Linked DNA regions of Homo sapiens: region 1 is linked to region 2. The links are chromatin contacts, found by Hi-C or POLR2A ChIA-PET in ENCODE. All regions are on one chromosome and are shown on one strand. Each heading gives the region's core, a stretch centred on a gene start or an enhancer-like site at or near the end of the contact. The rest is flanking DNA. Distances are from core to core; before and after follow the strand shown.

The links. Hi-C counts contacts between places; a loop is a spot of excess contacts on that map. ChIA-PET counts read pairs that join two places held with the same protein, here RNA polymerase II (POLR2A). Pooled maps may share reads with other maps.
Region 1: a loop to region 2 is called in a map with no recorded cell type, with 7 times the contacts of the local background. The contact joins two enhancer-like sites. A Hi-C loop is called at or near these places in 3 of 37 single-sample maps with no recorded cell type and 9 of 50 pooled maps. POLR2A ChIA-PET finds 5 or more read pairs at or near these places in 3 of 52 experiments (HEK293, PC-9 and activated CD4-positive, alpha-beta T cell).

The regions. Positions count from the first base shown.
Region 1 is chr7:148,911,367-148,914,630 of GRCh38, reverse strand. No RefSeq gene overlaps it. Among named protein-coding and RNA genes, the nearest start is that of EZH2, 29 kb to the right of the region's middle. Within about 2 kb of position 1,435, at least 4 of the 41 ENCODE cell types and tissues checked have a DNase peak (open chromatin) inside an H3K27ac peak, as active enhancers do; they include PC-9, where a contact is called at or near this core.
Region 2 is chr7:148,563,004-148,566,016 of GRCh38, reverse strand. The region is part of intron 2 of LOC124901766 (a long non-coding RNA gene); the gene reads left to right. Among named protein-coding and RNA genes, the nearest start is that of C7orf33, 26 kb to the left of the region's middle. RefSeq lists an enhancer at 1,484-1,623. Within about 2 kb of position 1,281, at least 3 of the 41 ENCODE cell types and tissues checked have a DNase peak (open chromatin) inside an H3K27ac peak, as active enhancers do; they include PC-9, where a contact is called at or near this core.

The DNA.
Region 1 (3,264 bases), core at 186-2,685, 350 kb before region 2:
CAGGGGCAGACCCTCCCATCAGCGGGGAAAGGCCCTTGGCAGGTGGCACCAGAGGGGGCCACATGGTAGTGTGCCCAAACAGGGGCCCAATAAAGTCTTTACTTCCCTAGCTCTCTTTCTTGAGAATACTTCCCTCTGTGTCATAATTGGAATGTGTGAGTCATGCTCTCAATCTCCGAAAACTCAGTGCTCTTGGTTTGTCTGAGTCCGCAGCAGGTGCTGCGGGGGAGGCTGCGGGAAGCTGAGGACTTGCAGCCACTGAGGCCAGAGCTTCCCTGGACAGCACCGAGGCATGAACGGCATTGCACCGAAGACAGGGCTGGGTGGGGAGAGGTATGGCTACAGAACACACCTGTTAACTACCGGTAGCTTTCTGGGGGCAGAATCTGTCTGTCTCAAGCCCCCCAGGATTGCAGCCACCTCTCCCATCGCAGTCCCGCCACTGCTTCTGCTGCCAGGCAGGGCCTGGAGATATGGCTCTTGGCCACCTTTAGTACACAAGGTGCAGGCAGGCCCTGATAATGAAGAGAATTAAGACAGTTTCTCTCCCACAGACACTCACAGCCTAGACGAGGAGATGAACCATCAACAAATAATTTAACAAAGATTTGGGAACAGAGTGGCAGAAGCTATTCCTCTGCCCAGGAACAAAGAATCATTCCTTTCTGTTTCCATGTGGGCTCCTGACACAGATACTCAACAAGCAGAGCCAACATGATTGATCTTACGCCCTGATTATGTGGCAAACATGTTTGCATTTTACGATTGTTCATTTTAATTCGTATTATCAGGTTTTGCTACCATGGCAGAACATAACGGTCTTAAACCCTGCATGTTAATCCCAGTTATCCAAGACTTCCCATGATACACTATAAAAATGTCTTTTTACCCCGCACATGCTTATGTCACTATCTTATATCTTATACAATGTGCCTTTCATTTCTAAAAGCAATTCATTCACATAAATGTTCCTGCAGATTGTTAAAGCCTTAGACTCTGGGACCAGGCATAATTGGAGAACGAATCAGATGTATGTTTCAAAGAAACAACCCCAACACATATCCAAACGACATTTAAGATTTCTTCCTATTTCACAGGAGATGACTTACGAGTGAACACTCACCCTTTTTTGGTATGTTAGTCTCATATTACCTTTTGCTATTAAACCAGGCATGGGTACACTTTCCAGGGCTGAGCTTTATTGCACATGAGCCCTGTGACTCAACTTTGCCATAACCAGGTATTTTGGGGGCTTTTAAAAGTATGAAGACATTGCTAAGATTAGTAAAAACAGAACCTTCAAAGTCATGAACACTGAAAGTACAGAAATAAATCATTTTAGCTTTTGATGGTTTGATGAAACTTTCTATTCACTGGCTTCCTAATTCATAAGCATCAAAGTAAAGGAAATTGTGGTGACATGATTTTGCAGTCATAATTTCTGAGCCTCAGAAATGCATTCAGCTGAATCGAATGTAGTATCTTTCTTTTAATTTGAAATGGGTAAAATACAGATCCACAGTTTAAGAATCAAATTCAGTTTAACAATTGGAAAGAACCTTTGAGAAACTGTGTTCCAAACACATTTTACAGGTGAATACTATCAGAATACAACCGGTTGAGGACCAGGCAGGCCCCTTAACTTCCCCAGGGCTCAGCTTCCTGATCTGTAAAGTTAGGGGCTGGGCTGTATGAACCCCTAAATCCCGTTTCACCTCAAACGTATTTCAGGATTCTAGTAAAAAGGTGCTGAATGAACGAAGCTAATCCCGAGAGAGACTTGGATTTGCCTGAGATCATGCAGTTAGTCAGGGACAGACACACATCCTCTGACTCCCGGCCATTGCTCTTTATAGAGAACAGGTTTAGAGTAAAGATCTTGAATTAAAAAAAAAATTACACAGAGATTAATGAACAGAACACCTTATAAAAAAAAAACAACACACAACTCTATATGAAAACCAAGTCACGCAAACTTCTGAGCAATATGTTTCAGTAACCTGCACTTTTAAATCATAGACTGGCAGCTATGATTTAAGCACCCTTAGACATCCAGCTTGTGTCCCTGGCATGACCAGGTATGCACTGGAGGAATGTCAGCCAGTGTACTGGCTTCTTCTGTTACATCATGAACTTCTCCAAAATGGAGAGACAACAATTCATTATACCATGATCTCTCATTATAGATTGAATTGTATCCCCCAAAACGACATGTTGAGGCCCTGACCTCCACTACTGTATCTGTGAAGGGGACCTTATTTGGAAATAGGGTCTTTGTGATGTAATCAAATTAAGATGAAGTCATTGGGGGGTGGGGGTGCTAATCCAGTATGACTGATGTCATTATAAGAAGAGGGAAATTTGGACACAGGGAGAAGACGGCCACATGAAGATTGAGGCAGAGATTGGAGTGATGCTGCCACAAACTAGGGAATGCCCGGGGCTACCAGAAGCTGCAACAGACGAAAAAAGGGTCCTCCCCTAGAGCCCTCAGAAAGAGCATGGTCCTGCCAACACCTTGATTTTAGACTGTTAGCCTTTAGAACTGTAACACAATGAAATCGTGCTGTTTTAAGCCACACAGCGTGATACCTTGTTATAGCAGCTCCAGCAAACAAATACACCTCTCATGTCTCTGTTGGGTTGACTGGGCTCACTGGAGTCCTTCTCACTCAGGGTACTGCAGAGAGTGGCTGGAGCTGGCATCACCTGAAGGCTCAACAGGGCTGCATCCAAGATGATGCACTCACATGGCTGCAGTTGATGCCGTCACTGGCTGGGGGCTCAGCTAGGGTGTGGACCAGCTCATGGCCTCTCTGTGGTGTGGAATTATCAAAGCATGGCAGTGTCACTCCAAAGAGGCAGGAAGTAGAGACTGCTGTGCCAGTAAGGCCCTGGCTGGGAATGGGTGTGGCATCTGTTCTGCTACCTTCTATTAGTCAAACCCATTAAGGAGGTGTAGCAAGGTGAATGCAGAAAAGCATGTGAGTTGGGAGAAAGTGCTGAGCCATGATTGGAACATACAATCCAGCTCAACAATGTTTAATAGGATAAGTGAATGTGAACCTACTAGAAATCATGTAATTCACTGTTAAGCCAAAATATTAGTGGATTTAGAAAGTTATTTGAGATATTCGGAGCCATTGCTTCCCTCTGTTCTTTTTTTTTTTTTTTTTTTTTTTTTTTTTTTGAGATGGAGTCTCACTCTGTCACCCAGGCTGGAGTGCAGTGGCACGATCTAGGCTCACTGCAAGCTCCGCCTCC
Region 2 (3,013 bases), core at 32-2,531:
TGCAGTGGCTTACACCTGTAATCCCAGCACTTTGGGAGGTCAAGATGGGCGGAACACCTAAGGTCAAGAGTTTGAGACCAGCCTGGCCAACATGGTGAAACCCTGTCTTTACTAAAAATACAAAAAATTAGCTGGATGTGGTGGTACATGCCTGTAATCCCCACTACTTCGGAGGCTGAGGCAGGAGAATTACTTGAACCTGGAAGGTGGAGGTTGCACTGAGCTGAGATCATGCCACTGCACTCTAACCTGGGTGGCAAGCGAGCTCTGTCTAAAAAAAAAAAAAAAAAAATAGTAGTCACTAACATTCTTTTCTCAAATACCTATAAATATCCATTTCCTCAAATGTTCCTTGAGCCAGTTTTGCCATCTTGCTAGTTCTCTTATTAATGGGTAGAAAAAAAATTTTTTGACATGCATTCATTCTCTACCTTATACATAAATTACATTTTTAACCTTTTGAAAAGTTAACTTTGGTGCCTTCTTATAAGAAAGGGAGGCATGAGGCCTATGGTTATGCATCGTGACTCTATTGTGACTTTTCCAGCATAATCCAGGCTGCAGGAGAAAGACAGCGTTGTGGAGTGAAATCCAGTTTCTCTTTCTTGCAGAAAAATGCAGCTGACCAGGTTGTAGTCAAGAACTAAGCTCACCTAACTGAATAGGAATGTCTGATTGTCAAAAGTCAATAACAACAGATGATTTAAGTCTTCTTAATGTCTTCACATACATTCTAGATGTATACAAAACCATTCTATTTATGATAAAAAATATGTAATTAAAAATTATATCTCAAAAAGCTTTCTAGGAACATTTTCAAGGCTCAGGTTTTCAAACCATGAAGCACCAGTAATTAGGAGGAAGAGTTAAAGGTTTATTTTAAAACTGCAGGGGAAACCAGAGTGATAACAATCTATGATTAATCTGTGATTAATAACGGTTGAAAATTTGTTAGAAGGTACCTGAACATATTTTGACATTTGTATTTCTTTAATGTTTTCTGTAAAGGAAATGTTGTTTATTATTGGTAAAGCAAAATTTGTTTCTGTTAATTTTGGACTGCTAATTTTTTTCTAAAAAATATAATTGAATGCCATTATGGCCTCTCCCGTACTGTTATCCACCTCTGAGAAAGCTTAACAATTTAGATCATGAAGTCCATAGGAAGAGAATATTGTTCCATTGTTGGCAACCATCAGCATTTCATAAATAGCTCCAAAACTGAAACTGCCTTTGCAAAATTATGACTCAGACAGTGAAAGAGATCTAACTTAATCGACTTCCTCTTGCTTCTAACCTCCAAGCTGTCCTTGTTTGTTCCTGGGCAAAGGCTGAACTAACTTTAGGAGAAACTTAGTTTGTAGTTTAAGACAAAGATGATAACAGCCCTTTCCCAAAGCAGATCTCCTTCTTGCCTGGGGACTAGATTGCCTTTGTAGAACTAACATTAGCCACAAGATTAGAAATTATGGTTTAGGAGTCATGCAGCTGGAGACTACAAGATTCTGACCCTCCCTAAGCTGCTCCTAAGATCAGTGCTTGAGATATTCTGCAGACCCGGCACTTGATGGATCAGCTGGCACCACCAAGATTGGTAAACTGACTCATCTGATCTTGTGGCCCCACCTGGAAACTGACTCAGCACAAGAAGAGAGCTTCGACTCCCTGTGATTTCATCCCTGGCCAATCAGCACTCCTGGCTCACTGGCTTCCTCCCACCCACCAAGTTGTCCTTAAAAACTCTGCTCCCCGAATGCTTGGGGAGACTGATTTGTCTTTTCTGACTGTGTTTTTTGCTTTTTAACATGCCTCGTAATTTTTTTGATGATACCCAGTTATGATGTATCAGGTACAAGGAACTGAGGTAGGAACTGGGACTTTCAGTTTTATGAAACTCTGGCTAGAAAGTGGCTGTTTGCTGTTTGCTTCTAGTTGGACATGTCAGAGGTTAAAATAATCTCTGATACTCTTATTTTTGTCTCTCCTATTGTCTTTGGGTTTCCTCTGGGACTTTTTCCTAAATAGGGTCTGAGGCTTGTAATTCTTTCAGCTGTAATCTCCTGCTGATGTGATGGGAAGGTGTCGGGGAGGGGAGGTGTTCTATCCCTTTAGGATTAGGCCTTGGCCTTTTAGTGAGCCTGTGCCCCCGGGTTGTCTTCTCAGCACCCCTTTGCCCTCCCTCTCCCCTTCAGGCAAGACAGGAAGGTGAGATGGGGCTGGAGTTGGGTATTTCCCTTCCCTCAGGTTGATTAGACTCTGGTAAAACCCAAAGGGGCTGGGCTCTGGTAAGGTAGTTTTCCTTGAGGGCAGGGTTTTGTTAAGGAGAACAGAATCTCTTGGGCATACAGTTGATTCTTGCTTAGGGGCACTGACACCCCCCTTCCCCCTGCACAGTCAAAAATTCAAGCATAAGTTTTGACTCCTCCACAACTTAACTACTAATAGCTTACTGTTGACTGGAAGCCTGAAGGATAACATAAACAGTTGATTAACAAATATTTTGTACATTATATGTATTATATGCTATATTCTTACAATAAAGTAAGATAGAGATGATAAAATATTAAGAAAATCACTGCTGGGTACAGTGGCTGACACCTGTGATCCCAGCACTTTGGGGGGCCAAGGCAGGTAGATTGCTAGATCCCAGGAGTTCAAGACCAGCTTGGGCAACATGGTGAAACCCTATCTCTGCAAAAAATACAAAAATTAGCTGTATGTGATGGTGTGTGCCTGTAGTCTCAGCTACTCAGGAGGCTGAGGCAGGAGGATTGATTGAGGCTGGGAGGTCAAGGCTGCAGTGAGCTGTGATCAGTGCCACTGTACTCCAGCCTGGGCAATAGAGAAAGACCCTGTCTCAAAAAAAAAATAATAATAATAGAAAGAAAACTGGGAGTGGATCATCATAAAAGTCTTCATCCTCTAAGTCTTCATGTTTAGCAGACCGAGGAGGGGGAACAGAATGGTGATATGGTTTGTGTCCCCACCCAAATCTCATCTCAAACTGTAATCC